2 separate regions of the Homo sapiens genome follow, and region 1 is linked to region 2. The links are chromatin loops, found by intact Hi-C in ENCODE. Cell type or tissue: Caco-2. All regions are shown on one strand. Each heading gives the region's core, and the rest is flanking DNA. Links, peaks and the distances in the headings are about the cores only. Region 1 has its middle 39 kb from the start of SLC4A10. Region 2 holds the start of GCG (glucagon).

The links. Hi-C counts contacts between places; a loop is a spot of excess contacts. Peaks named below come from ENCODE experiments on the same cell type or tissue, not always from the same donor. Only the 100,000 strongest peaks of a DNase experiment are listed, where the experiment ranks them.
Region 1: a loop joins it to region 2, with 4 times the contacts of the local background. A loop is called at or near these places in 7 of 110 quality-filtered maps.

The regions. Positions count from the first base shown.
Region 1 is chr2:161,577,793-161,593,652 of GRCh38, forward strand. It overlaps the pseudogene KRT18P46. Among named protein-coding and RNA genes, the nearest start is that of SLC4A10, 39 kb to the right of the region's middle. In Caco-2, for the core only: a CTCF peak has its summit at 9,002; no DNase peak of the experiment used is centred there.
Region 2 is chr2:162,150,207-162,166,066 of GRCh38, forward strand. GCG (glucagon) reads right to left here and starts at 2,041. Exons shown (of 6, transcript NM_002054.5): 1 at 1,952-2,041. LOC101929532 (a long non-coding RNA gene) reads left to right here. Exons shown (of 4, transcript NR_110255.1): 2 at 11,564-11,695; 3 at 12,784-12,885. RefSeq lists a promoter at 1,929-3,650. In Caco-2, for the core only: a CTCF peak has its summit at 3,590; a DNase peak (open chromatin) is centred at 3,605.

The DNA of each region.
Region 1 (15,860 bases), core at 4,368-12,367, 570 kb before region 2:
CTCTATTTCCTCCATTCTGCTGTTGAACTTATTCACTGAGCCTTTTAAAATTTCAGTTACTATTATCTCTCAGTTCTAAATTTCAGTTTGGTTCTTTATATCTTTCATTTATTTGTTGAGACATTCTTTTTCTTTGCTAAAGCTTTTTTTTTTCATTTTTTCAAGCCTGTTTGTAATTACTCATTGAAATATGTTTATAATGGCTGCTTTAAAATCTTTGTTAGGTAATTCTAGCACCTCTATCATCTGTTGTTGGCATCTATTACTTTTTTTCACTCAGTAGAGACCTTCTGGTTGTTAGTGTGACGTGTGATTTTTATGTTTGTTCTCTGGACATTGAAATCTGGACATTTTCATATTATGTTATGAGACTCTAAATCTTATTTAAACCTTCCCTTTTGATTGCACTTCTCTGACACCACTCTAGTAGTGGAAGGAGGGAGGTGCCACCTTGTTAATATCAGGTGGAATGGAAGTCTAGGTTCTCCAATTGGCCTTGCTGACACTTGAATGGGAGGGACTCCTTATTACTGCTGGGTGAGGGTGGGAATTCTGGCTCCCCACATGGTCTCCATTGACACGGTGGTGGGGGTGGCCTCATTATTGCTGGGTGATGGTGAAAGTCTTGATTCTTTAGTAGGCCTCCTCTAACACTACCTCAGTGGGGTGAGGAGGGTGCCTCATTACTGCTTGATGGGGGTAGAAGTTCTGGCTCCTTGTGTGGTTTTTACTCACACTGCAGGGAGGAGGAGATCATGTTATTGGCCAGTTGGATGAATGTCCTCACTCCCTACTTGGCTTTCTTTGATACCACTCTGGTGAGGGGGTTGGAGCATCTCATTACTGTCTCATGAGGGTGGAAGTGTAGGCTCCCCACGTGGCCTTCATTGGCATGGATGGGAGTGGAGCAACAGCTTTTTCCTTGGGGTTAGGCTGGAATAGAGCACTTCTTGTCTAAAAATTTTCTGTCTGACTAGGCCACCGTTTTCCTGGCCTTCAGCTAGAGAGAACAAGCTTTCGTTCAGGCTATTTTGCCCATGCATGTTGGTGTTTTCATGTTTCTGGCTTCTTCAGCTGCAGGTCTCAGATATATTAGGCAAAAATGAATTCCAAGCAACACATGACCATGTTGTTCTTTGGGTTTTGATGTTCCTAGCAAGCAATCTTCTCTCCACCTTTCAGAGTCTTCCTGTGTTTGCCTTACATATTATGTCCAGGGTTTTTAGTTTTACCTAATAGGTGGAATAAAGAAAAGTACATTTATTTCATCTTCCTGGAATAATGTGTCTTATAGAAAAGATCTTTTATTTGCTGCTGAGGTTAGGAGTTTTAGTGGATGAGAATGGGGTAGTTGAGGGGAGGAGGAAGAGAAAGGAGAGGAAAGAAAAACAGGTTCTACCACTCCTAAAAATCTCTATGAGTCCTGATTGAATATTTGTTCATTCATTCATCATTCAGCAAACATTTATAATTCAACACTGCATGCCTACGAGTGTAATTGGTGCTAGGAACACAAGGATAAGTAAGATTAATTTTTGCTTATTAGGAGTTTGAAATCTAGTCTTGTAGAGGCTAACACCCAAATAAGCAAATTATTACATGTTGTAATAAGTGAACTGTGTCCTGAAGTATGAGTAGAAGTTCTCTAGGTTAGCTAAAAAAAAGATGATTTAGACAAAAGAAATGGCTTGTTTGAAGGCACGGAAGCATAACATTTTTTTGGATTTAAAGAATGGCATGCATTGGTGTGAAAAGAGTAAGGGGTTCTTATGAATGAATGGTGGGAGATTAGACTGAAAATATTGGTTAGGACCAGATTGTTGAAGTCTTTAATATATTGTCATGCTAAGGATGTTTTACACTTCTTTTTTTTTTTTGACAGGGTCTCACTCTGTTGCCCAGGCTGGGGTGCAGTGGCATGCTCTAGGCTCACTGCAGCATTGACCTCCCAGGCCCAGGTGATCTCTCCACCTCAGCCTCCCCAGTTGCTGGGACTACAAGCATGCGCCACCGTGCCTGGCTAATTTTTTGTATTTTTTGTAGAAATGGGGTTTTGCCATGTTGCTCAGGCTTGTCTTGAACTCCTGGGCTCAAGCAATCCACCCACCTTGGCCTCCCAAAGGGCTGGGATTACTGGTGTGAGCCACTGTGTCCGGCTGATATTTTACACTTTCTGCAGGCAATGGTGAATAATCTCTAAACTATTTTAGTGGATATTTAAAATAACGACTTTTGGGCACAACCTGAGACCTGTCCTCTCGCTTTCCTCCCTGGACAGCATGAGCTTCACCACTTGCTTCACCACCTTCTCCACCAACTACCAGTCCCTGGGCTCCATCCAATCACCCAGCCACAGCGTCCAGCCTGCCAGCAGTGTGGTTAGCCTCTATGCAGGCGTCAGGGGCTTGGGCTCCTGGATCTTTGTGTCCCCACCAGCTTCTGGGGACACTGGGGGTCTGGAGGCCTGGTCATAGGGATGGCCAGGGCTCTGGTGGGAATGCGGGGCATCCAGAACAAGGGGACCATTCAAAGCCTGAACAGCCACCAGGCCTCCTACCTGGACAGAGTGAGGAGCTAGGAGATTGAGAATCAGAGGCTGGAGAACAAAATTTGGGAAAACCTGGAGAAGAAAGGAACCAAGGTAAGAGACTGGGGGCATTACTTTAAGACTATTGAGGACCTGAAGGCTCAGATCTTTGCAAATTCTATGAACAATGGCCACATCATTCTGCAGATTGACAAAGCCCATCTTTCTGCTAATGACTTTAGAGTCAAATATGAGACAGAACTGGCCTTTCATCAGTCTGTGAATAGCAACATTCATGGGCTTCACAAAGTCGTCGATGACGCCAATGTCACTCAGCTGCAGCTGGAGGCAGAGATCAAGGCTCTCAAGGAGGAATTGCTCTTCATGAAGAACCATGAAGAGGAAGTAAAAGGCCTACAAGCCCAGATTGCCAGCTTTGGGTTGACTGTGAAGGTAGATGCCCCCAAATCTCAGGACCTTAGCAAGATCATGGCAGACATCTGGGCCTAGTACAACAAGCAGGATCTGAAGAACCTAGAGGAGCTGGACAAGTACTGGTCCCAGGAGATTGAGGAGAGCACCACAGTGGTCACCACACAGTCCACCAAGATCAGAGCTGCTGAGATGACCGTCATGGAGCTAAGATGTACAGTTCAGTCCTTGGAGATTGACTTGTACTTGATAAGAAATCTGAAGGCTTGCTTGGAGAACAGCCTGAGAGAAGTGGAGGCCTGCCACTCCATGCAGATGGAGCAGCTAAACTGGGTCCTGAGGCACTTGGAGTCAGAGCTGGCACAGACCTGGGCAGAAGGGCAGCCCCAGGCCCACAAGTACAGGCCCTGCCAAATATCAAGGTCAAGCTGGAGGCTGAGATTGCCAGCTGCCTGCTGGAATATGGGGAGGACTTCAATCTTGGTGATGCCCTGGACAGGAGCAATTCCATGCAAACCATCCAACAGACCACTGCCTGCAGGACAGTGGATGGCAAAGTGGTGTCTGAGACCAACAACACCAAAGTTCTGAGGCATTAAGCCAGCAGAAACAGGGTACTCTTTGGGGAGCAGTAGTCCATTAAAAAGTTTAGAGGTCCAAAAATAAAATTAAATAAAATAATGACTTTTTAATGTTTGTATTTATGTCTATGCATATCTTTTAATATCCTTTTACATGTGTTGGATGTAAGACTTGCCACTCTGCCTTCATCTATCTTTTCCTTTCTACCTAGTCCTGTATGACATCTGTGGCTAGAAATAGGGGAGAGAGATGTTTGGCTAAACATCTAGAGTTACTAGATAGAAATGTGTAAATCTACCAGATGCACAAGTGGAGCTCAGGATGAAGCTACTGTTTCAAATCTGCTCTCACAGACAGTTCTGTTGTCACTAGTTGTGAGTGCATGTCTTTAAACGTAGTAGCATCTAGTTAATCCTAATAGTCACCTCACAGTTCCTTCATCCCCTTACAGTCATTTCAGCCTACTTATCAACAATAGCTTTTCATAGAATCTACTAGAATTATACACTGATGGGACTATATTAATCTCAGGAAATGAAATACTCATATTTTATCCAGGAAACTGGTGTATTAGGCCACTCTTACATTGCTATAAATAAATACCTGAGATTGGGTAATTTATAAAGAAAAGAGATTTAATTGGCTTCTGGTTCTGCAGGCCGTACAAGAATGGCATCCGTATCTGCTTGGCTTCTAGGGGGGCCTCAGGGAGCTTTTACTCATGGCAGAAGGTGAAGTGGGAGCAGGTATGTCACATGACCAGAGCAGGACAAGAGAGAGAAAGAGTGGGAGGTGCCATACGCTTTTCAACAAACAGATCTCATGTGGACTCTCTCAGGGCCAAGGTGATGGCACCAAACAATTCATGAGGGATACGCCCCCACGATCCAAACATCTCCCACTAGGCCCCATTCCAACACTGGAGATTACATTTCAACATGAGATCCAAACCATGTCAATGGGAATATATGGTTCTGGCTCATTATGTTAAAATAAATAAAATAATTTTTATCATGCAGAGTGTTATGTTAATTTTCACTGTTTTCTTCTTCTCATTTGCATCTATGGTCATCATCTTTCCTTGCCTTCAGTATTAGTATCTGTAAACTTTCTCTCTTCTGGAATAGCATTTATTCAAACCTTACGATATCCCTAATGTATTGGTGTATTTTTAAAAAGCCCATATACAATAACGCTTTATTTTTATGCTGTCTAAATCTTTTATTTAAAGACATCTGGTATGTTTGGCTCAGCGGACAAAATATGACAGTGCTGAAAAGTAGTATTAGCAATTCTTATGACTTTCTACATATTTTAAGTTGTTTAAGGCAGAAATTACATACTGTGGTGGATAGAGTAGCAGACTAAGAAAAATTTATCACTGACATGCTATTACTTACTTTTTTGTGACCCTGAGAAAACCAGTAGCCTTTTCTATGATTCTGATTTTTAACCACAATTTTATAGCTATGAAAGAAGAAAACAATTGTTCCAAATATCTGCACAATAGGAATACCGAGATTTCAAGAATAATTCTTTGTGTGTTTTCTTAAAATGTAGCATAATCTATTGCTACTGTTAGTGTTTCCAAAGTGGCAAGCTTGAATTCAATTTCTTGTAATAAGTAAAAACATGTCCTTTATATGGCCAGCGGTAACTTTTTGGTTTGAACTGCTATATGAATTAGGAATAAAAATATAATATTGGATTGAACTTCAACTTATCAGAAAAATTCTTTAACTATTAAGATATTTTAGGTATTAAAATTCAATTAGTATTAATATAAATTTGAAAAATTATTATATTTCAATTATGTTTAGCTGCTTATAGTTTTAATTCAGAGACATTAGTTGATTAAATACTGTCTCTGTAACTAGGCCTTGATAAATAATGCTATTGTGTGTGACATGGATAAGAATCAGGTCATAGTTTGGTATTTCAGCTTGTGTGCACTGTCCTTTGCTGAAGAGAAAACATCATCTTGGTTCAAATGATCAGTACTTGCTAATTTATTAGTGATTTATTTTCCTTAAACCTTGAAAGTCTTTTTGTTATATTTGCTGAGGGTAGGGTAAATAAATTTGTACTCACAAACCAGATGATCTCAGATGTGACTGATTCTGGCTACTTCTTTGATTTATGGAATGATTAATTTCATTATGAATATTTCACAATCATCTGGGAAATTGGTTAAAAAAAGAGGAACTTAATTTAATTTGCTATGGTATGTCTATAGGTATATTTATATCCCTCTTATTTAAGGCAAAGATGAAGATCTAGGCCAACTAGGGAACTCAATAGGCCATGATCGTTGGAAGTTGTGGGTATAGTTACTTGACATTGTGATTTCTGTGTATTTCTTTTTCAGACTGATGTTATTTAAAAATGGTGCCTGCTTAGTAGAGGTGCATAGGGAGAGGAATGTTGGATTTTTATGTTATTCACAATACACATGCCAGATATATTTTGCTTTCCTGAAAAAGTTGTACTATCTTTACTCCTCTAAATCTGTTGCCTTTCTAAGCATGATACCAAAGGCAAATATCCTGAAGAAAAGAGTGATAGATTTTACTACAAAAAATTTAAAACTGTCTGCCAAAATCCACTATAAACAAGATTGAAAGGCAACTGACAACTCGGAACAATGGGAGCAACACATATGGTGAACAAAGGGTGAAAATCCTTATAAAGAGCTCTTAAAATATAAGAGCATATTGCACATACCAGATCATCTTTTCATCTGGAGAGCTAGGTACTCTTATTATCTTTATTTTATAGATAGATAAAGAAGTTAAGGCTTAAAGGGGTCTTACAGTTAGTCATGAGTGAAAGATTCAAACCTGGGTTGTCTGACCCCAGAGTCTGTACTCTTAACCACTAAGCTACACTTCCCTCCATTTTTACAGGTGGCCAGAGACATCAACAGGCAATTTGCAAAGACACCCAATGGCTAGTAAACATATAATATTTATTTTCTCTCTGGAAAACAAATAATGGAAATGAAAATAACTAGAGAACATTTTGTCTATCAAACTGACAAAAGTTTTAAACAATGGTTATGTTCATTTTTGGCAAGATATGGAAAAACCAGACAATTGGTAAATCCTTTCATTGGGAAAATTACCCACAAAATCCCTTAAAACTCAGTTATAGTTTTTAACATTGTAATTTAATTTTTAGTTATGAATCCTGAGAAAATAGTTGTGTATATGTGAGATTTAGTTATGATGATGTTAACTCAATATTTGTTTATAATGCTAGAAACTGTAGACAACCAAAATGTTCAACAATAGAAGACTGATTAATTAGCATACATCTATAAAATGGAATGCCAGTAGTTGTTTAAAGTGATATTTTAGAGTTGTTTGGGCCGGGTGCGGTGGCTCATGCCTGTAATCCCAGCACTTTGGGAGGCCGAGGCGGGTGGATCACCGGCGGTCAGGAGTTCAACACCAGCCTGGCCTGGTGAAACCCCGTCTCTACTAAAAATACAAAAATTAGCCAGGCGTGGTGGTGCGTCCCTGTAGTCCCAGCTACTCAGGAGGCTGAGGTAGGAGAATCACTTGAACCTGGAGGAGGAGGTTGCAGTGAACCGATATCGTGCCACTGCACTCCAGCCTGGGAGACAGAGTGAGACTCTGTCTCAAAATAAATAAATAAATAAAAATAAAAATAAATAAATAAAGAGTTTTTGATGGCATTTTATGTGTTAAGGGAATAAATCAGATCATTAACTCATTAAGATTCCATTTAAAAATTGCACGTTATTGTATTGATAAAACACTGAAAATGTTTTTATGAAAATATTAACTGATTTTCTCTAGTTAGAATATGAGTGGGTCTTATTTTTAATTTTCCAAAGTTTCTACAATAAAGAAATTTTATTTTTTTAAAAACATAAAAGTTACCAGCCAGGCATGGAGGCTCATGCCTGTAATCCCAGCACTTTGGGAGGCTGAGGCAGGTGGGTCACCTGAGGTCAGGAGTTTGAGACCAACCTGACCAACATAGTGAAACCCCGTCTCTACTAAAAATACAAAAATTAGCTGGGCATGGTAGCGGGCACCTGTAATCCCAGCTACTCAGGATGCTGAGGCAGGAGTATCACTTGAACCTGGGGAGGCGGAGGCTGCAGTGAGTGGAAATCGCGCCATTGCGCTCCATCCTGGGCAACAGAGAGGGAGACTCCATCTCAAAAAAAAAAAAAAAAAAAAAAAAAGAAAAGGTTACCAGAAAGTTTCTTTAATTTACTTCTTTTTGCATGTAAGATTTTAAAAAAGTATAATCACAGATTTACAAGAGAAAAAATTTTGATCTTTCCATCCTTTTCCACATGGTGGATCTTTATTTTAGTCTTCTAATGGATAGTTGTCATAATGTTATTCCTGGGTAAACTTGAATGATGTTTTATTTATTATTTCCATGTGAATTTTTTTTGACTCTTTTTTTGGCCATAGTTTTATCATTATTTCTTTTCTTTAACTTCTTCCCATTTATATTTGCCGATTTCTACTCTTTCTAATATATTTCCTATATTCTGTTTTTTATTAGAAAAACTCCAATTTTTTAAAATTTTTAAACAATAATTTTAATTTATTTTAGAGTCAGGGGTTACATGTGCCTGTTTGTTACATAAGTATATTGTATTATGCTAAGGTTGGGGTACAAATCATCTCATCCCTTGGGTAGTGAGCATAGTACCCAATAGTTTTTTGGCTGTCTCCCTCCCCCGCTCCCTACTCTAGTAGTCCCCAGTATCTATCGTTGCCATCTTTATGCCTATGAGTATCCAGTGTTTAGCTTTTAAATTCATTGCTTGTTAATAAAATATACCAGTGTTCAAAATTTTCTTCTTTTCTACGGAATAAAAATTTTGCAAAATTGGCATGAAATTTGTTGTGCAAAATGGAAGATGCCAGCTTGCTTATTTTACTTTATATTATTTAACAGAATTAAGATTACATAACCTAGTTCTCAATAACTGGTGGTATTTGTTGATAAACTTCTATTGATATGTTAATTTTCTGTTAACGTGGGACTTATTAGTTACGTCTCGTTCCTGAATTCGTGAAACCTCCCCTCCCCCAAACAAATGCTCTCTCTCTCTCTCCTCTTCTTTCAGTAAGTCAATTTATATTTGGAGACATGGCACAGTAGTAGATGATTCAAGCTGAGAAAGAACGAAAAAAAGATCTCTGGCACTCATTCCTTGCTTTCGTATGAGCTAGCTCCCGACAGGTATCTAGTATATGCTGAGTTTCCTGTCTTTCTCATATATATCAGGCAGAGTAAAGCAGGTAGGAATCAGAGGCCTCAAATTAATGTCTGTAAATCCTGAGGAAATATTTTGAGGCTGCAGTAGACTAAACGATGCTAGATTTGGTTTGATTTGCTGTAATTCTATCATTTGAACACTAAGTGGCACTAAAGCCTAGGTCACAGATAACATATTGTCAATTTAAATTCTAAGATTTGGGGTCTATTGGTGGGTAAATGGCTTTGGAAAAGTGAAAAAAGGATTAGTAAGAAAGTATTCTGAGCTTAAAGAAAGACAGAAAAAATAGTTTTACAATCAGTTATTTTTGGGAACTGGAAGTTTAACCAAACTCTCTTGCTTTTATTTGCAAGTTATTTAAAAGCAAGGAGTAAACCGCTCTTAAAATGACCAAAGATGATTAACCTCACTGGCACCTATCCTTGAATATTTTCCCTTTTTCTTTGAAGGGAAGGAAAATCTATACTTAGAAGAAGGTTTTCAGATGGAAAGCACCCATATGCACGTTGAACCTTAAGCTCTTGCGTACCCATAGATGACAATACCCATAATAAACATTTTTTTCAACGCTTTTGAGACTATTTACTTATACCTATAATATGTATTTTTACATTTGACCTAATTTGGGAAATGTCAGTATAATTTGAGTTAGAAAAAAAGATCAGAATTTGGTTATTTTGGAGAGGAAAGAAAATCATATGTTTTATTGCTTATCTGAACTTTAAAAAATTAAAATAATCTTTCCCAAGATTTATTGAGATATATAATTGATAAATAAAAATATATATGTTTAAGGTATAAAATGTAATGATTTGATATACATATACATTGTGAAATGATTAGTACAATCAAGCTAATTAACACATTCATAACCTCGAAGCTACCATTATTTATTTCCAGCTTTATTGAGGTACAATTGACAAAAATGTATATACGTATGGTGTATGACGTGATATTTTGATGTATGTATACATTGTGAAATGATGACTACAATGAAGCTTAACATATCCATCACCCCACATAGTTATCTTTTTGTGGGGAGAAACATTTAAGATCTCTCATAGCAAATTCCAAGTACGCAATACATTATTATTTATACTCACCATGTTGGACATTAGATCTCCAGAACTTGTTCATCTTGCGTAACTGAAGCTTTGTGTTGTTTGACCACCATCTCCCCATTTCCCCAGCTTCCTAGCCCTGGGGCAACCACCATTCTACTCTCTGCCTCTATGAATCTGACTCTTTTAGCTACCTCAGATAATTGGAATCACGTAGAATTTAACTTCTGTGACTGGCTTATTTCTCTTAGCATGGTGTCCTCCAGGTTCATCCATGTTGTTGCAAATGACAGAATTTCCTTCTTTTTCTAAGGCTAAATGGTATTCCATAGTACGTGTGATATATGGAAAAGGAAGTATATACATACATACACACACATACACACAAACCCCACATTTGCTTTATCCATGCATCTGCTGTTGGACACTTAGACTGATTCCATGTCATGCCTATTGTGAATAATGCTGCAATGAACATTGGAATATAGAAATCTCTTCAAGATACTGATTTTATTATCTTTGACTATATACCTAGAAGTGGGATTGCTGGAACATATTATAGTCCTATTTTTAATTTTTTTGAGGAGCTTTCATACTGTTTTTTCATAATGGCTGTATCATTTTACCGTCCTACCAACAGTGTACAAGGGATCCTTTTCACATTCTGGCCAACATGTTATCTTTTGCCATTTTGATGACAGCCATTCCAACAGAGGGGGCATCCTTATTTTGTTCCTGATCTTAGAGCTTTCAACTTTTCATCACTGAGTAGAATGTTAGCTGTGGGACTGTAATATGTAGCTTGTATTATGTTGAGGTATATTCCTTCTATACATAATTTGTTGAGAAGTTTTTTATCATAAAGGGTACAGAGTTTTGTCAAATGCTTTTTCTGCATCTATTGTGATTACCATGTGATTTTTATACTTTTCTGTTAATGTGGTATATCATATTTATTGATTTGTGTATGTTGAATCATCCTTGCATCCCAGGGATAAATTCTAATGGTGTATGAGCCTTTTAATATGCTGTTAAGTTCTGTTTTCCAGTAACTCAAGATGTTTGCATCTGTGTTCATCAGGGATATTGGTATGTAATTTTCTCTTCTTACAGTGTCCTTGTCTGGTTTGGTATCAAGGTAATTCTTGCTTTGTAAAATGAGTTTGGATTTGTTCCCTTCGCTTCAGTTTTTTGAAAGAGTTTGAGCTAGGGATTGGCACTAATTCTTTATTAAATGTTTGATAAAATTAACCAGTGAAGCCATCGGGTCCTGAGATTTTCTTTGTTGGGAGATTTTTGTAAAATTACTGACTCAATCTCTGTATCTGTTATTGGTCTGTTCAAATTTTCTGTTTCTACAGGATTCTATCTTGGTAGGTTGTATGTGACTAGGAATCCATCAATTTCTTCTGGATTATCCAAATTGCTGGCATATAATTGTTGAAGTAGTTTCTTATTATTCTTTGTATTTCTGTGGTATCAATTGTAATGTCCCCCCTTCATTTCTGATCTTACCTATTTATTTGAGTTATCCCTCTTTCTTTCTTAGTCTACCTAAATGTTTGTCAATTTGGGTTATGCTTTCAAAAAACAGATTTTCAGTTTCTTCAGTCTTTTATGTTGTTTCTCGAATCCCTATTTCATTTATTCCTGACCTTTTTTATTCGTTTCCTTCTTCTAACTTTGGATTTAGTTTTTTTTTCTAGTTCCTTGAGGCATAACATTAGATTGTTTATTTAAAATTGTTCCTCTTTTTTGATATAGGCATTTGTTCTTATAAATATCCCTCTTAGGATTGCTTTTTGCTGCATCCCGTAATTTCTGGTATGCTATGTTTCCATTATCATTTGTCTCAAGGTAGTTTTTGATTTCCTTTTTGATTTCTTCTATGGCCCATTGGTTGTTTAGGAACATGTTTAATTTTCACATATTTGTGTAATTCTAACATTTTTTCTATTGTTGATTTCTAGTTTCATGCCATTGTCATCCAGAGAGGTACTTGACATGATTTCAGTCCTCTTGAATTTGTTAAGATTTGTTTTGTGGCTTAACATGTGGATTTGTTTTGGAGAATGTTCTGTGTGTACTTGAGAAGGATATGTATTTAGCTGCTGTTAAATGAAATGTTCCATATATGTCTGTTAGCTTCATTTGGTCTGAAATGTAATTCAAGTCCAATGTTTCCTTATTGACTTTCCATCTAGATGATCTGACCATTGTTGAAAGTCAAGTAGTGAGGTGCCACCATTACAGTTTTGCATCCTATTTCTCCCTTCAGATCATTTAATTGTTGCTTTATGAATTTAGGGACTCTGATGTCAGTTACATATATATTTACAACTTTATTTATTTATTTTTAATTTTTTTATTATACTTTACGTTTTAGGGTACATGTGCACAATGTGCAGGTTTGTTACATATGTATACATGTGCCATGTTGGTGTGCTGCACCCATTAACTCGTCGTTTAACATCAGGTATATCTCCTAATGCTATCCCTCCCCCCTGCCCACCCCCCCACAACAGGCCCTGGTGTGTGATATTCCCCTTCCTGTGTCCATGTGTTCTCATTGTTCAATTCCCACCTATGAGTGAGAACATGCAGTGTTTGGTTTTTTGTCCTTGCAATAGTTTGCTGAGAATGATGGTTTCCAGCTACATCCATGTCCCTACAAAGGACATGAACTCATCATTTTTTATGGCTGCATAGTATTCCATGGTGTATATGTGCCACATTTTCTTAATCCAGTCTATCATTGTTGGACATTTGGGTTGGTTCCAAGTCTTTGCTATTGTGAATGGTGCTGCAATAAACATACGTGTGCATGTGTCTTTATGGCAGCATGTTTTATAGTCCTTTGGGTATATACCCAGTAATGGGATGGCTGGGTCAAATGGTATTTCTAGTTCTAGATCCCTGAGGAATCGCCACACTGACTTCCACAATGGTTGAACTAGTTTACAGTCCCACCAACAGTGTAAAAGTGTTCCTATTTCTCCACATCCTCTCCAGCACCTGTTGTTTCCTGACTTTTTAATGATCGCCATTCTAACTGGTGTGAGATGGTATCTCATTGTGGTTTTGATTTGCATTTCTCTGATGGCCAGTGATGATGAGTATTTTTTCATGTGTCTTTTGGCTGCATAAATGTCTTCTTTTGAGGAGTGTCTGTTCATATCCTTTGCCCACTTGTTGATGGAGTTCTTTATTTTTTTCTTGTAAATTTGTTTGAGTTCATTGTAGATTCTGGATATTAGCCCTTTGTCAGATGAGTAGATTGCAACAATTTTCTCCCATTCTGTAGGTTGCCTGTTCACTCTGATGGTAGTTTCTTTTGCTGTGCAGAAGCTCTTTAGTTTAATTAGATCCCATTTGTCAATTTTGGCTTTTGTTGCCATTGCTTTTGGTGTTTTAGACATGAAGTCCTTGCCCATGCATATGTCCTGAATGGTATTGCCTAGGTTTTCTTCTAGGGGTCTAACATTTAAGTATTTAATCCATCTTGAATTAATTTTAGTATAAGGTGTAAGGAAGGGATCCAGTTTCAGCTTTCTACATATGGCTAACCAGTTTTCCCAGCACCATTTATTAAATAGGGAATCCTTTCCCCATTGCTTGTTTTTGTCAGGTTTGTCAAAGATCAGATGGTGGTAGATATGTGGCATTATTTTTGAGGGCTCTGTTCTGTTCCATTGATCTATATCTCTGTTTTGGTACCAGTACCATGCTGTTTTGGTTACAGTAGCCTTGTAGTATAGTTTGAAGTCAGGTAGCATGATGCCTCCAGCTTTGTTCTTTTGGCTTAGGATTGACTTGGTGATGCAGGCTCTTTTTTGGTTCCATATGAACTTTAAAGTAGTTTTTTCCAATTCTGTGAAGAAAGTCATTGGTAGCTTGATGGGATGGCATTGAATCTATAAATTACCTTGGGCAGTATGGCCATTTTCATGATATTGATTCTTCCTGTCCATGAGCATGGAATGTTCTTCCATTTATTTGTATCCTCTTTTATTTCATTGAGCAGTGGTTTGTAGTTCTCTTTGAAGAGGTCCTTCACGTCCCTTGTAAGTTGGATTCCTAGGTATTTTATTCTCTTTGAAGCAACTGTGAATGGGAGTTCACTCATGATTTGGCTCTCTGTTTTTCTGTTACTGGTGTATAAGAATGCTTGTGATTTTTGCACGTTGATTTTGTATCCTGAGACTTTGCTGAAGTTGCCTATCAGCTTAAGGAGATTTTGGGCTGAGGCGATGGGGTTTTCTAGATATACAATCATATCATCTGCAAACAGGGACAATTTGACTTCCTGTTTCCCTAATTGAATACCCTTTATTTCCTTCTCCTGCCTGATTGCCCTGGCCAGAACTTCCAACACTATGTTGAATAGGAGTGGTGAGAGAGGGCATCCCTGTCTTGTGCCCGTTTTCAAAGGAATGCTTCCAGTTTTTGCCCATTCAGTATGATACTGGCTGAATATTTACAACTTTTACATCCTCTTGGTGAATTAACCAATTACATAATGGCTCTCTTTGTCTCTTTTTACAGTTTTTACTTAAAGTCTATTTTATCTGATATAAGTTTAGCTATCTCTGATCTTTTTTGGATTCCATTTGCATGGAATATTTTTTCCATCCCTTTACTTTTACTTACTGTGTGTCCTTACAAGCAAAGTCAGCCTCTTGTAGTCAGTACATGGTTGGATCGTGTGTGCGTTTGTGTGTGTGTGTGTGTGTGTGTGTGTGTGTGTGTGTTTAGAGACAGGGTCTTGCTCTGTTGCCCAGGCTGGAGTGCCGTGGTGTGATCATAGCTCACTGTAACCTCAAACTCCTAGACTCAAGCCATCCTCCTGAATTAGCCTCCCAAGTAGCTAGGAATACAGTAACTACAGCCATGTACCACCATGCCCAGCTATTTTTTTTTTAACTTTTTTGTAGAGGCAGAATTTCACTATGTTGCCCAGGCTGAGCCTGAACTTCTGATCTTAAGTGATCCTCTCTTGCACTGGGATTATAGGCATGAGCCACCAGAGCTGGCCTGGGTCTTGTTTTTTTAAAAAATCTATTCAGCCACTCTTTTTTTTAAATTAAAGAATTTTATACATTTAAGGTAATTATTGATGGGTAAGGACTTGCTATTGCCATTTTGTAATTTATTTTCTGATTGTTTTGCAGGTCCTTTGTGTCTTTCTTCCTCTCTCACTGTCTTCTTTTGTGGTTTCATGGTTTTCTGTGGTGTTTGATGGTTTTCTGTGGTGGCATGCTTTGAATCCTTTCTTTTTATCTTTTGTGCAACTACTATAGATTTTTGCTTGTAGTAACCACCACAAGGCTTGCATAAAATATTTTATCCTTATAACAAGCTACTTTAAGCTGATAATAACTTGACTTTAATTGCATGCAATAACTCTATGCATTCACTCCCCTCCATGTATTATAATTTTGATGTCAATATTTACTTTTTTTTGTAATTTGTATTCCTTAACCATTTATTATAGCTGTAATTTATTTTTTAAAAGTTTGACTTTTAACCTTTGTAATGGTGATAAAATTGCTTTACATACCACTCTTACAAAATTAGAGAATTCTGAGTATGACTATGTATTTCTTATAATTGAGTTTTTACTTTCATCTGTTTTTTTAAAAAACAAATTGCAGCCTTTATCCTTATTTTAGCTTAAATGATACTCTTTAACAATTTCTATGAAGCAAGACTGCTGGTGATGTACTCCTTTAGGTTTCGTTTGTCTGAGAAAGTTTTATTTCTCCCTCATTTCTGAGGCACATCTTTGCCAGATAATGTATTCTTGTTTGGCAGTTTTTTTCCTTCAGCACTTTGAATACATCATTTCACTCTCTTTTGGCCTGAGATACACAGACACACACACACTCACACACACACATATGTACATGTACATCTTGCTTTCAGTATTCTCTTTTTTTGTCTTTGATTTTTAATAACTTGATTATGAGGTATCTTGGTGAAC
Region 2 (15,860 bases), core at 247-8,246:
CTCGGCTACTTTGAAACCCAATGGTGTTTCCTTTGAGAAGCGGGCATTTCAATCCAAGTTTGACTATGCTTATCCACAAATAATTTGAATGAATATTTTTAGCAAATGACATTTGGTTTGGAATAAGGATTTCACAAATATTATCATTTTTAAACTATCAATCTTTTCCTTAATATATTAGCTGTATTTACTATCTCTGGCACTAAAACATAGACACTGTAATACCTGCAGCAGTAACTTTTTTCTTTGAAATATTAAGTTTTTTGTACATTGAATGGATGATTAGACAAAGGAACATAATAGGAATGATATATTCACCTTTCTTCATTCATCAACATCAAATTACCAATTTGACATTTTGCTATGCTTCAGTTTAACCGGTTGGCAGACTTTGGAAACCTTGCCATATATTTAGGTAGTATCTACTGATTATAACTCTCAATTGTTATATCCGTGCTTGCAGGAATATTTAAATATTAAAGTAAGCACTTCTTTTAAAAATTATACCACTGTTGAAAAGTTTCTTGTAAAAGCTTTTAGTCTTTCACAAGACTGAAAAAAAAATTCATTCCACCCAAAGTCCTAAGCGTTTTGCAATATCTCCTATTATGTTCCATTGAGGAGGATTTAGAGCAGGAGGTATCCTGCCACTTCAGGAGCTGATGGAAGAAAGAACAACCATAAACCACATAAAGAAGTGAGCGTTCCGTATCTAATAATATTACCAACAATAAATGACTTCTTCTGAAGAAAGAACTGGCTTTAAAAATCTCACTTATTTGTTTGTGAAAGTCTATCGAATTGTGAAAAAAAAAAGAATAGAGTTAATTGTTTGAATACAATTGCTGAGAAAGTAGAGATTTATGTTATTTTAGTATTAAAATCTTATTCAATAAGAAAATAATTTCCAGTTAATTTCCCCCCTCTTTAGGTAGTCTAAAGAGAGCCTGCAGTTTTGTAAGAACTACAAATTTCCACTAAAATTTAAAGGAAAGTATGGTAACAATAATAAGTAGGAAGTCTTACAGAAAGATTAACCTTAGACCTAAAAAAGAAGACATTATGTTCTATCCCCAAATGTGTTGGCATTGTAGTCCATATAAATCCTTTTTCAAACTGGTTAGCTCATTTTATGTAATAGGTCTTCAGTATGTATGGAAAAATACACCACTTAATCATTTACTCCATCAAAGATCTTTGTAAATTTGTTTTTTGTCTCTAGGAGCCTAATCTAAAAAGACAAATTAAAATTTTATTGCAGAGGGTAGCTATTTTAGATTTTATTACTATTTATCCTCAATACATAGTAAATAGTTATTAATGTATGGCTTCACTCAGATGCATCCAAAGAAAACCCCCCAAATAGATGACACTTGTTCTCTGCACCAAGTACGCTATGTTTTATTTACAAAGAGTTGCTTTAATGGACTTTGATTTTTTGATAGATGTCTGAAATTTGAATATTTGAAAGATGTTATTTAATTTGCTCTTTTGGAAAACCAGAGATTTTAATTGGTAAAAAGCAATTTCTGTTATAGGCTCCCTAATGGACACATTTCTGCTTACTTTAAAAGACGCCTTCTGTTCAAAGTAGTATACAGATCTATCAAGTCCAAGAAAAATATTTATTCTTCAAAATGTTACCAATTATTTTAAAATACAACTCTCATAACAGTTAAGTATTATAACAAGTGCATTGATTTGAATCTTTGTTTTTTTTCTGTTTTATATTTTTGCATATAATTATTTTTCCAACTCGCTTTGCGGCTTCGCTATATTAAAGTACACGTAAATGCATTTGATATAACCTTTTCCATCTCAGTTCCTCTCTGTGTACTATTAGTAATAAAGTCTAAGATGAAAGAACAACATTTTAATTTATAATATTTTGATCCCTTAAAAATACTTCACTGTCCGCCAAACAGGATTTACAATTTTATAATCATCTTACCTTCTGGTAGTGTGCTGTAGAACAGAGCAGGTGAAGAGAGAGCAAGCCCTCTTTGGGAACTTTTGATGTGCTCTGTGTCCTAAGCTCTGTACTTCTGCACCAAGGCGCACTGCTTTTATATACTCTCCAGCTCTGTTTAGCCTCACAGATATTACGCTGACAATATAAATTTCTCATCTGTAAATAATGAGTTTTTGTTACAAATGACTTCCCTCTCCCACTCACTTTGCTCATCTGCATTCTATGCTTATATTGGGTGAGAGACCTTAGAGACCTGGAAACTTTTTATGCACTCTTGTATCTTTTTTTTTTTTTTTTGGTTGGGAATGGAGAGAGCAGCTTGGAAATCCACCTTCTACTTTCAATCACGCATGAAAATCACTTAAGTTCTCTAAAGTGAATTTTGACGTTGAAGACAAAAGACCTTGAAATTACGTAGCCCATGGCCATCCCTGTTTTGTGCATGTCCTCATTTGAGGTTCTTACAAGTCTTTGGTTTGCTACCTAGCCATGATGAATTTACCTGAATATAACAATCACTTCAGTCATTCATTTATCTAAATAATGATCATTCATTCAACACATATGTATTAAAAATCCTCTCTTCCTCACAACGTGGAGTTTATTTATGTTATGTTTGTGGAAAATTTAAGGATATTGATTAAACCCCTATGTGTTCTGTTTTAATAAATGGAATTCAGGCAGAAAGGATGGAGCAAAATGAAGATTAAACATCCAAGATAGCTGATGCTAACAGGAAATTATCTGGTATTTTTTTCCTTCTAATATATATTTAAAATCTAATTTTACTGATAAGAGAGTGGGGTACTAAGTTACAAAAGAATGAGATATGAGGAAAACTGTTGAGATGAGATGCATATTTTCACGTTTCCTGAGTTTTGTGACTGGACACACAGGCTTTAATGATCTGTGACATTTAGCAGAAATGATTCTGGTCACTGTAGAGAAATAGAAAAATGGTAAATAATCTGGAAAGACAGCATAAGAAGTAGTGTTGGCATAATTTGATTTTAGTTTTGCTGTTATTGACCAGCTGTGTGACCTTGGTCAAGTCACGCATTCTCTTTGTGTCTCTGCCTCCTTATTTGTAAAATGAGAGGGGTTGGTAAATGTCTTTTCTAAAATAAAAATTTTATTCCATATTGCAAACTCATCACAACATTTCCTAACTAGATTCCAATATTCTAATATAACCAACCGCATGATGTCACTGATGACTTGTATGGAGGTAAATCATTGAGGCAACTGGAGAAATATTCCAAATGAACTTAACTGTTCAATTTGTGCATGAGACCAACGTTTGAATGTAGAGCTACTTGAAGGCCACAGAGATCACTTTCAAGTCAGACTGGAAGACATCATTGAGGGGTTTTTGTGCTGGTGATTATTGGGTGCTAGAAAGCCTTGCTTTGCAAAGTGTGGTCTAAGGACCAGCATCATCTGGGAGCTTGCTAGAAATGCAGAATCTCGTGCCTATCAGAATCTGTATTTTAACAAAATCCTAAGGAAATCTGTGTTCATATTAAAATTTGAGAAGCACAGCTGCATAAAATATCTGCCTCACTTTATCTCCTCATTGGTACTGCTGGTGTCTTGATCTGAGACCTGCTTCTTGGCACTCTACCAGCAGAGGGGGTGAAAGAGCAGAGAAAGGTGTCAAGCCTTAGGTCGGTCTAGAGAGTAATACTTATAAATACGGTAATAGCTTGAAAGAGTGGATTGATTTAATGTATGATTACATTGTCTTTCTCTCTGGCTACAATCTTCACACAACTATTCGCTATATTTTTAATCGTTTTGGCAGATTCAGTTCTACTTTTCCCATTGTCTATTTGTCTATTTGAGCAGATGTTTCTTTCTGTCTCTCTGTCTCTGTCTCTCTCTTTCCTTTTCAGACTCTACTTGTTTGTGGAGCAGCCCTAAGAAGGAAGATCTGCAGATCATATATATAAAATCTTCAACATAGCACTGGCCTTTCAGTAATTATCCTCTCCCAATATTTAACTACCAAACATTTTTCTTTCCCTCCACTCTACTTGCTTCCATTATTCTAGAAGTGACTATCCCAAGTTGTTTCAGAAAATTTCCTGTGACTTTATCTCCAGCCCACTGACACTGATTCTTGGGGCTCCCAGTACCATAAGGGTAAGCATTCTCAGGATGTATAAGCAATAAGAACCCCACTGCATTGTGTGCTGCTCTCCTCTCTAGGAGGGGCAAGTCAGGCTTCTTCATGGACACCGAATTGTCAGAAATTAAGACAGAACTCAAGTGCAATTTGGACTTGCAGATCTTCTTCCTATCACTGTTCTGGCATGAGCCTCTACTTGGCCTATTCCCATCAATACAGTTATTCAGTGATTTAGATGTGAGGCAAGGAAAGTGGTAGCCCTGTATGTCTATGACTAGTGACATATATGATTTCTTTATGATGTTTAGTCCTAAGGACAATTTCCACAGATTTACAACCTGTGCAGCTGCATGAAGCTGCATGCAGGACCTCATGCTTGCCTTAATGCTTTTACCACCTCAAAATTCTTAAAAATTTACACAAAACCATGCATTGTGGGGTTATTGTGTGTTTATTTTCTGTAGCTGCTCGGAATACTTAGGAATAGTTGAGAATGGCAAAGATCCAGGTTCACAGTGCGCTGCGATGGGAAGTCTATGGGTAGGGAGAACTCTCAGGCGTTGCTGATGGGAGTACAAAATATTAACTCCTTTGAAAGGTGGTTTGGTAATACTTATCGAAGTGACTAATACCTATAGTTCTTGGTCCAGTAAGGCTAAAGCACTATTCTGAACATTTATCCCACATATATTGCTATGTAGATATGTAATGATGTAGGTACAAGGTTGAGTAGAAGAGTAACAGGTGGGAACTAATCCAAGGGGCCAGCAATAGAGCACTGTTTAGAAAAAAAAAAAAAATGAAGACGCTGTCTATTTACCAGTAGGGAAAGACTCCAAGTTATGTTGTTAGTTGAAAACAAGAAAGTGCAGAATGGGTATGTAGTAGGCTACCTTTTGTTTTAGAAGGGAGAGGGGCAGAAATACGTGTTTATTTTTCATAATTGCGTCAAAAAATTAAAATAGACAAGAAGCTGATGAAAGTGCTTACCTGTAGGAGGCAGTGTGGATAAGTGGGGTGCATGTGGACAGGGACAGGATGCAAAGAATACTTCTTTTATATACCTGCTATGTGGTTTGGATTGTTTGACCATTTGATAGAATTACCCATTCAAAACAAACCAAAAAATGTAATTTAAAAAGGAGTGACAGTACAACTACTTTGGAAAAAGGTAAAACTTTAGAGCTAAATGTACAATTACCCTTTGACCTAGCAATCCACTCCTGGGTATTTTATCCAAGAGAAATAAAAACATATATCCACAAAATGACTTGTAAAAAAGTGTTCAGATAAGCTTTATTTACAATACTTAAAAACTAACTGAAGTATCCATCAACAAGAGAAAGAAAACAATTTGTGATACGGAATTCATACAGCAACAAAAATTAAGCAACAGCTGACTCAGGCAGCAATGTGGAAAAATTTTGCAGACATTATGCTGCATAAAAGAAGATGGACATGAACAACTATATACTGTATGAATCCATTTATAGAAGTTCAAAAACAGGCAAAATTGAAGTTAAAAATCTCAGAACTGTGGTTGTTTCTTGGAAGAGGATGGGAGAGGATTGCCTAAGAGGGAACTTTCTGGGGAGATGGAAATATTCTATATTATGATAAGGGTATGTGTTACCAGGTTTATCCGATTATCAAAATAGTACAGCTAAGATTCGTGATTTTTAATTTATGTAAATTTTACCTAAAAGGAAAAAAAAGAATAGTTACAAAAAAAAAAAAGAAGTCTGAGGTGTGGGTGGAGGTACAGATGACACAACCATGGCAAAATACTGATAATTGTTGAAGCTGGCTGATGGATAAACAGGGTTCATTGTGCAATTCTGCTTACTTTATTTATGTTTGAAATTTCCCATATTAAAAAGTTAAAGCCATAATAGAATGATCGTGGGGATTGGTCATTAGGACTAATTGGTCATTTATCACTTTGGAAGCCAAAGAGTTAGACTTTTCAGTGAGTAAGGATTAGCTAAGTAAAATAAGTGAACTTCATAGACACATGGTGGCAACAGAGCCTGGATGGAAAACAGTAGCCTAGGCCGGGCCAAGGTAACGGAAAAACAACTGCAATGAAGGCAGAGAGAGGAAGCTACCACTCAGAGGTAATGGAATCAAAATCACTGCTCCCTTCTTCTCAATGTTATTCAATACCCATCCCTAGGATTTGCCTAGCTCTGTTTGATAAAACTGCAGTAGTGACCAGTCAAGCTTTCCTGATATGCTTGAGGTTTGTTTTTTATTCTTGGACAGTATTTAATACTCTAACCTAGGAAGAGCACAGCGTATTAAGATACCATCCAAGGGTCCATAACAAGGGTCTTCTGAAAATAGGTGTGAACCTTCAAAAGATCAAAGAAAAATTATGTATAGCATTTGAGGAAAAAGTTTTTATTGATTAGTTTTAACTCTGAAGAGCCACTTAACGAGAGCATTTGAAAAGTTAAAAATTGAATACATACAATGTAATAATCAGATGTCCTTCACATCTCTGTGAGTGACTTAATGGGCTCAGGGATCCAGCGGTAATAAAAGAAGAACTTCCAGGGGAAGTTCTGAGTTTGCCAGAGGATGTGAGAAATACCCTTCCTGAGAGATATTTAAAAATCAGTTCATGACCCATCAATCTGGAAGGATTCTGAGGAAGCCTGCTGGGGTTGGGGGGAAGATTCAGTAATAAGATCAACGGACAGTCTTCCTGCCCTGAGGCTCCGAGACCCTGCAGACAGCCCGCTCACAAGTCTGTGCAGGGGACTGTGTGGCATCATGGCTTTGCATTCGTTGATTTTATCTTTTGCAAGATCCCTGGTATAATGAGATGTTTAAAACTGTTCTAAGTTTCAGTTGTTATTTTTATTCCTAAAGGGAACAAGAAAGAGAAAGAAAACAAAATCATATTTGTACAAAAGAATCTTATCTCATAATTTACAAGCAGAATATATATTTATATGTATAAATACATATATATCATTGAATACATGTGTTATGCTACTATTTTTCGCATATTGTAGCTATAAAAAACAAACCATATGTCATTACATTTATCCAACCTCTTGCTCATCTGGAAAGACTTTTTTTCTTCAAGCTTCTAAGAGTCTTTAATGTGAACCAATTAAAACATTGCAATTTTTTAAAGTCTTCTGTAAAAGGAAGTAACTTCAGCCATTAGAAAATTTAAAATTTGGAGTCTGTATACTAAGAAAATGCAGAGAATGCAAACCTGAGTTATAAATACTTTTTCTTGTTCATTATACCTTGTAGTAAGACTTACCCCCTGCCTGAAACTTACTCAGTATTGCCAATTTGTATTTTATCAGATGTATTATCAAGATATGCCCAGTGTTCTGGTGAAATTGAAATGATATAACCATAGAAGGGAGGATAATTCATAAAGCCATCTAGGCTATTACCCTATTTTAAAGCAGAGATTTATTTAATGTATTACAATTCATTGTTTGGCTATTTTATTTTTCAAACCTGGAGAATAAATTTCTACATTTCCATTTTGCAATAAATGACCAAAATAATTTATTTCTGCGGTCAGAAACATTTCTATGGCCAGAAGTATTTCATATCTGCGTTCTAGTCCTGGCTCTTACTGAAAGGTAAATCATTTCTTTGTTGCCATGTTGTCAGAAGATGTAAAAACTGACTTTTCACTTCCATCTTAATAAAAATTCTTTTCTCCTCATAAAGCACCGTCGACTAACCATAAGTCTTTTCTAAGGCTGAAGAATGATAGAGTCTCCCTTTTTTTCTTATATGTCTAGTCCATGATTGCCAGCATTCTCCTCCATAAATACTTATCAGCAAAACTCTAGAGGTCGAAGATCATGGCTTTTACACCTTTGTTTGCTTATTTATTTATTTATTTATTTATTTATTTATTTTTGAGACGGAGTCTTGTTCTGTCGCCCAGGCTGGAGTGCAGTGGCGTGATCTCGGCTCACTGCAAGCTCCGCCTCCCGAGTTCGCGCCATTCTCCTGCCTCAGCCTCCCGAGTAGCTGGGACTACAGGCGCCAGCCACCAAGCCAGGCTAAATTTTTTGTATTTTTAGTAGAGGCGGGGTTTCATCGTGTTAGCAAGGATTGTCTCGATCTCCTGACCTCATCATCTGCCCGCCTCGGCCTCCCAGTTTGTTTGCATTCTTTCCCCACAAATAATGGGCAAAACTCATAGCGGAAAAAAGGGTGATGCAAATAATATCTTAAAAATGTATTTGATTTATTAAGCATCAATTTGCCTCTAATGTTTTTATGGACACTTGTTCTAATAAATGTATTGTTGAAGACAGTTGACATTGATGAAAAGAATCAAATAAAAATTATAAATTCAGAGACACATTTGACCAAACACCCAGGGTAAAGTGTAATAGTCATTCCTTCCATTGGTTAGCACATAGCTTCAACTACTGATTAGTTCGTTACTTTTTTGATATCTCACCTGGAATTCATATACAGATTTAATTGTAGGCAAAGATTTAAAAATCATAATATGAGAGCCAGTATTTTTTACAATTCAGAAATGAGGATCAAGCCGCCTAAGAATAGAAGTAACTACCATTTCCTGAATATGTACTAAAGGCAAAGCTGAGTATATTATTCTCTAATACTCAAAATACATAACGAGTTCAATATTTTTGCCTTCATTTTACAAATAACAAGACAGGGGCTTAGAACAGGCAACCAAGTTGCTTAAAGCCATATCTGGGTCCGAATACAGGACCCCACTACTTTGTAACCTTTCTAGAGTAAGGCTTTGCAAAGTAGTCCTGGGAGGACTTGCAAAATCTCCTCAAATCAGCTTTGACTGCTGTCTAAATCTATTCAGAACTTCCAGATAGCTAAGATAGCAAGACATCTAAATGCTAAACAGTTGATGATGGAAGTATTTTTGGGCTTAGTTTTTAAAAAATGTATGATTCAGTAGTTTTTAGTATGTTCAGAATGCTGTGTCACCATTACCGTTATCTAATTTCAGAACTTTTTCATCACCCATAATAGAAACCCCATACTCATCAGCAGTCACTCCCCCTTGCCCTCTTTCCGAGCTCTTGACTACTGATCTACTTTCTCTGTATACACATTTGCCTGTTCTGTGTATTTTATATAAATGGAATCACTCAACATATAATCTTTTTTGTCTAATGTCTTTTATTTAGCATAATCTTCTCAAGGTTCATCCACGTTGTAGAAGGAATCAGTACTTCATTCTTTTTACGGTTGAAATGATTCCATTGTATGCTATTTACCACATCTAGTTTACCCATCTATCAGTAATGGACATCTGGGTGGTTTCCACTTTGGGGCCATTATGAATAATGCTGCTGGGAACATTCATGCACAAATTTTTGTCTGGACTATGTTTTTAATTCTCTTGGGTAAATACCTAGGAGTAGAATCGCTGGCTTATATGCTAACTCTATGTTTAACTTTTTGAGGAACTGCCAACTGCTTTCCAAAGCGACAGTGGAGATTCTGTTTTTTAAGAATCAGATCCACGAATTTTGGATATGTCACACGATTGACTTTTTCTTCCTTTTCAACAGCTACAGATTTCAATGAGGACAATAAAGGAGCATAAGATCGAGAGGTCAGTGGTGGGGCAGGTCTTGGCAAGGAGGAGAGACTATGCTTTTTGTTTCCTCTAGACTGAATTGGAGCGTCAATGAAGAGGCAAGATGAGGCTGGATGTTGGAAAAAGTCTCCTTGGAAGAGCTGCTCTGCTGAGTGCAGTTAAGCAGAAAACTGAAAGATGAAAATGTAGGGGTCAGAAAAGGGATTTTCTTATATGACAGGTTTAAGTGTTTTGAGTGCTCATGGGGTGTAAGATGTAGATCTGGAATAAGTGGCGGGGGTGGGGTAAATCCTATGGTTTCCTCTGTGCTTTGTACAGAGACATAGTGGTGTGAGTGGCAACTGGGTAAAATAAGTGTAACTTCAATTTTAATTTTTTTCTTTCATTGAGAATAAAAATATTCCTCTTATTGGCAACAACAATGGATCAAAATAGATTTTTCTAAAGCACCTAAGAGCCTAATATCCTGGACTAGTATATTCTCTTATATCAGATATATCAGTAGGAATATCATATTATTCCTACGATCTAGGGATAATGCAATAATTATTATGGATTATTTATTCTGAAAATTATTACCAATAAAATTTTTAAAAGCATTTTTTAAAAAATTATTGAGGTGACATTTACATAATAAAATAAATCCTTTTAAAGTGAACAATTAAGTGACATTTAGTACATTTATGTGTGCAACCACCACCTCTATTAGGTACCAAAACAATTCCATAATTTCAAAATAAAAACCCATATTCAGTAAGAAGTTTCTCCTCACATCTCTCTCCCCACACCCAGTGGCAACCACTACTTTGAACTCTGTCTCTATGGATTTACGTGTTCTGAACATGTCACGTAAATTGAATCATACGGTAGGTTTTTGGGTCAATGCATTAGAGATTCATCCATGTGGTAGTACATGTCAGTACGTCATTACTTTCATGGTGCAATAATATTCTGCTGTATGTATATACTACAATTTGTTCATCCATTCACCCATTGACGGACATTTGGGCTATTTCCGCTCTTTGACTATGGTGAATAATACTGCTGTGAACATGTTTGTACATGCATTTGTTTGAGTACTTCTTTTCAATTCTTTTAAGTATATATATATATATATATATATATATATATATATATATATATATGTAGGAGTGGAACTGCTGAGTTATATGGTAATTCTATGTTTAACTTTTTAAGGAGCTGCTAAAGTGTTTCCCACAGTGGCTGAAGCATTTTACATTCCCACCTGCGATGCACAAGAGTTCCAGTTTCTCCACATTCTTGCCAATATTTATTTTTTGTTTTTTTCTGGAATTGTTATAGCCATTTTTGTTGGCATAAAGTTGTACCTCATTGTGGTTTTGATTGGTATTATCCTCATGACCAAGGATGCTGAGCATCTTTTCATGTGCTTGTTGGACATTTGTATGTTTTCTTTGGAGAGATGTCTCTTCAAATCCTTTGCCCATTTTGAAATTGTGCTGTCTGTTTTCTTATTGTTGAATTGTATGTGTTTTTAATATATTCTGGATACAGAACCCTACGAATAAGTTTATATTTGTATATATGTAAATATGTATGTATTTTAATGATAAATTATGTAATTTAATGATAAATTTTAATGATAAAAATTATTCATTTCAATAAATTATAAATTTTAATAATTACACTCATAGTTTCCATGACTTTACTTTCTTTCTGGAAAATATGACACAAGGATGATTTGAATATTGAGTTGCTATTTATAAAGTTTATTATAAAATTTTAATACTTTGATAGTGATAGATTCCTAATTTTTGTTAAGAGAAAAACACATGCAGAAGGCTCTAAGTGTACATCAAGAAACTGATAGTAGGATTTCCTCTAGCAGGTTTCACTGAGCACGGCTTCTTCATCAAAGAAGATTATGTCAACAATATTTTATGACTCCTGATACTGTAACTTGAAAAAGTAAATAGTGAAAGTACTCCGGATATGTTGGAAGTTCTTTTGCAACCTGGAGGTACGTGTGTGACTCTCTGAAACCATAAATTGATAGCCAGTAACTAAAAATGTGGGGGGGGGAGACATAAAAGGCTTTGTTTTTGTTTTTGTTTTTTAAGACAGAGTCTCGCTCTGTGGCCCAGGCTGGAGTGCAATGGCGTGATCTCAGCTTACTACAACCTCCACCTCCCAGGTTCAAGTGATTCTCCTGCCTCAGTCTCCCGAGTAGCTGGGATTACAGGCATGCGCCACCATGCCCGGCTAGTTTTTGTTGTTTTTTTTTTTAGTGGAGATGGGGTTTCACCATGTTGGCCAGGCTGGTCTTGAACTCCTGATCTCAAGTGATCCACCTGCCTTAGCTTCCCAAAGTGCTGGGATTACAGGCATGAGCCACTGTGCCTGGCCATAAAAGACATTTTACCGGTAATCTTCTAAATTGTAATTTTTTGTTCTTCTAAAGACTTAGTCTAGAGGAATAAAGCCTCAGGTTTACACACTCGTTGTTCCTTATTTCTGGAGCCTCTGCTTTGGCAGCCTGGGTGCAGCTGGCATGACACACTCAATGCCAATTTGGGGACCATCCCTATGTGATATCTTGCAAGTGTCCCCCACCACCCTGCCCCATCTGTAGTTCCACGGTCATGGTGTGGAAGCTGGCAGGAGAGCAAGTGTGGGAAGACACAGTGCAGGGGTGACATTGGTGAGAAGACATCAAGAAGCAGCAGCAACAAGTGGAGGAGAGTCCATGGGAAGACTGGAAAGCCAACGCCATTTAGAGTTCAGTCATGAACTGGATTTCCATATTGATTGGCTTGTCTGGACATACACACAATTTTGCTGGGGCCAGAAACAAGATGTAGACCCTGTAGAAGTTATTAAGTTACAGAGGGAGGCACAAAACTTCAGCTTCAAAAGCAACCTTCAAATGTTTGTTTAGCAGTCACTTAATGGTGACTTCATTATGTGTACTTGAATTCTAATAATGGCTTATAAGGGCCTGCTATTAGGGTTGTGTTTACTTATACTCCATTATATATTCATTATTTGATTAGTGACATTAATAGGTAACAAACCTATCTGAAAAGGCATTCCACATATTTCTTCTAGAATACCTGAGAAGAGTCACTGCCACTGTGGTACAGAAACTGTATGCCAATTCAGTTGGCATGCAGGGAGTAATTGAATTGACCTGGATATATGGAATCTTGGGTGAGTACTATAACTTAAACCTCATTTTCCTAGTCAGAAATACATATATTTTAATTTCTAATTTACAGAGTTTCAAAAATTAAATGGAAGAATATATACGGAGCACCTGGTATACAATTCACATCCAAAAGAAAGCAATCAAATTATTCCTTAAAATAGAAATTGATACACACAGCCCAAATCTGGCATCCAGATGAGTTTCCTTTACTCATAAATTAGTGGTCAAGGGTTCAAAATTAAGAGGGAATTTCCATTTAAAAATCCAGTTTTCCGGTTTCTCTTGACAAAAATCACAATGTCTGGCAACACCATATTTCCAGTGGCAGCAGTTTGAGCCAGTAGTTGTTATCCCTTTAGTGCAGTCACCAGCTCATTAGAGTCCCAGCCTTATTTTACCAGGAATCTCCTTGACCCGTTTCTTGGTTTGCTTCATTCGTTCTGATCACCTGCCTGGACTCAGTGGTTCTTGAGATTGGGAACTCTACTCTAAGACTCCTGTTACATTTATCCAATGCAAGATCTTCAGCTATAAATTTAACTCATATAAAATACGTTTTATGAAATAAGATGTTGGATGGTGATGGTGATGGCAATCCCTTTGAAAATGTTATTTCCGGGCATGGTGACTCACTCCTGTAATTCCAGCACTTTGGAGGCCGAGGCAGGTGAATCACTTGAGGTCAAGATTCGAGACCAGCCTGTGCAACATGGTGAAACCCTGTCTCTACTAAAAATACAAAAATTAGCTGGGCGTCGTGGTGGGCACCTGCAATCCCAGCTACTTGGGAGGCTGAGGCAGGAGAATCGATTGAACCTGGGAGGTGGAGGTTGCAGTGAGCCGAGATCATGCCATTGCACTCCAGCCTGGGTGATGACAGCAAAACTCTGTCTCAATAAAATAAAATAAAATAAAATAAAATACAATACAATACAATACAATAAAATAAAATAAAATAAACTTTTATCATATGACCATCAAACAAGGTGCCATGATGGGTCCCTGCCCTCACTTTTACTGCCTAAATAGTTAGAGACAACACTTCAACCTCAGTGTTTCTAAGGGATCTATGGTTGCCATCCAACCAAATATTTCCCACACCAACCCCATAAATCTGGCCTCAAAAGAGATCCATGAGACCTCCATATTGAGAGAAACCACTGTAATCCCAGCAGATGTTGAGATCCAGGGGAGAAAATAGTAAATGAAAACACAGGATTGACTCCTATTATTTAACCTACAGGCCTCCAATTGTGGAAGATGATTTAAGGATCAGGAATTGCGTTGCACTATGCCCTAAAGGGACACAGAAGAATTCTTAGGGCTTGCAAATGTGATTTGAAAGCCAAGGATCTAGCCTAGTACCTGTGGCATGCAGGGAGTAATTGAATCTCAGGAAGAGAAGGTGCTTGCCCGAATTACAAGAATTAGAACTCAGTTCTCTTGAATCTGTTTGGCAACTTTGCAGGTGCACAGGACTACATTCAGTTGCATCAATGGGATACTAGGAAGTTCAGTTCACCCATGTTGAATGATCAACTAAAAAATATGATCTAAAATGCACAGCCTTGACAAGAGATATTTCACTGATTTATTTTTCATGAGTCCAAGTTTACAATACAATCTGAATTTAAAAGAACCAACCAAACCAACCAACCAAACTTTCAGGGTTTGAACATATAATCTGATCAGGAGACAGAAACAGAATAAGCATGGGTATCCTTGTTTTATAATGTAAAAGAAACCACTACTACTTGAAACATACTTATTAAGCAAAATGTATTTTTAAAAACTAGTGTTGTTTTTAAAATAAAAGCTGCTAGAGTAATCAATCACATTCCAGATATTTATTTGTCATTTTCCAGCCTGAACATTTGTGCCAAACTTCCTCAGCCTGCAGTGTCCCGGTGGTGATTCATCTAGAGGCAGCAAGTATCTAAGTTAGGACAGTGAAGTAGGCTGTGTTTCCATTTCCTAATCCAAATTATTTTTGTTTCAAAGACAAACTTCTTTTAGATCTCTGGCTAAAATTCTTGTCCTCCCTAACCTTATTCTCCTGACCGGGACACCTGCTGCTCAGGGATTTTTCTTTCTCTTTGCTTTGAGGAGGACAACAGCAAGTTCCTATTATATACTAAGTTTCAGAAAGGGCATGATCTGTACCCACTGCCAGATTACACATCAGGATTCCAGTTTCATGGGCTCTCTCATCCACAGAATGTGAGGATACATTCAGCAAATATTGATTGAGGTCCTCCTACATTATTCTAGGTACTGTCTAGATCCTGGAGGCAGAGAGGTGAAAAAAAATAGACAAGCTCTCTGCTCAGAGGGAGCTTGTACTTGAATGGGAGAAATAGGGAACAACCAACACAAACGTAAATCAAAGAATTTCTGATGCTTCTAAGTGCTATCAAGGAAACAAGATTAAATAATGTGGTTGGAAGTCTCTGGCTGTGGCAGAAGCAATGTGAAATCCAATGATCAGGGAAATTCCCTCTGAGGCAATGACACCTGAGCTGAAACCAAATGAGGAGACAGCCAAGTGAAAAGCTGAGAAAAGATGTTCCAGACCCTGGCACAGAAATAAGTTTGGCCTACACAAAATCCACAGATGAGACCAGGGTGGCTGTAGTTTGATAGGTGATGAGAGAGCGGTGGAGACAGGGCCAGAGAGGACGGCCACTGTGGTGCTTTGCAGGCTTCACAGGAAGGTGGGTAAATTTACTGCCCATGTCCTTCAACTACACATTGCCCTGGCAGTTTGTCTTTCTCAAAGGTGTTTCAATCACTGCTATCAAATATTAGACTCCTTAGACAGGTGTTGAGTGAGACACAAGGATGAACAACTCATTTAAGATAAGTACCAAGGAAGATGAACTTCCTTGGACATGCACGACTTCAATATTGGTTATTCCTAAAAGGCCACCTTGTTTTAGAAATAAAGACTCATGTATAAATGATCGAGGACACTTAT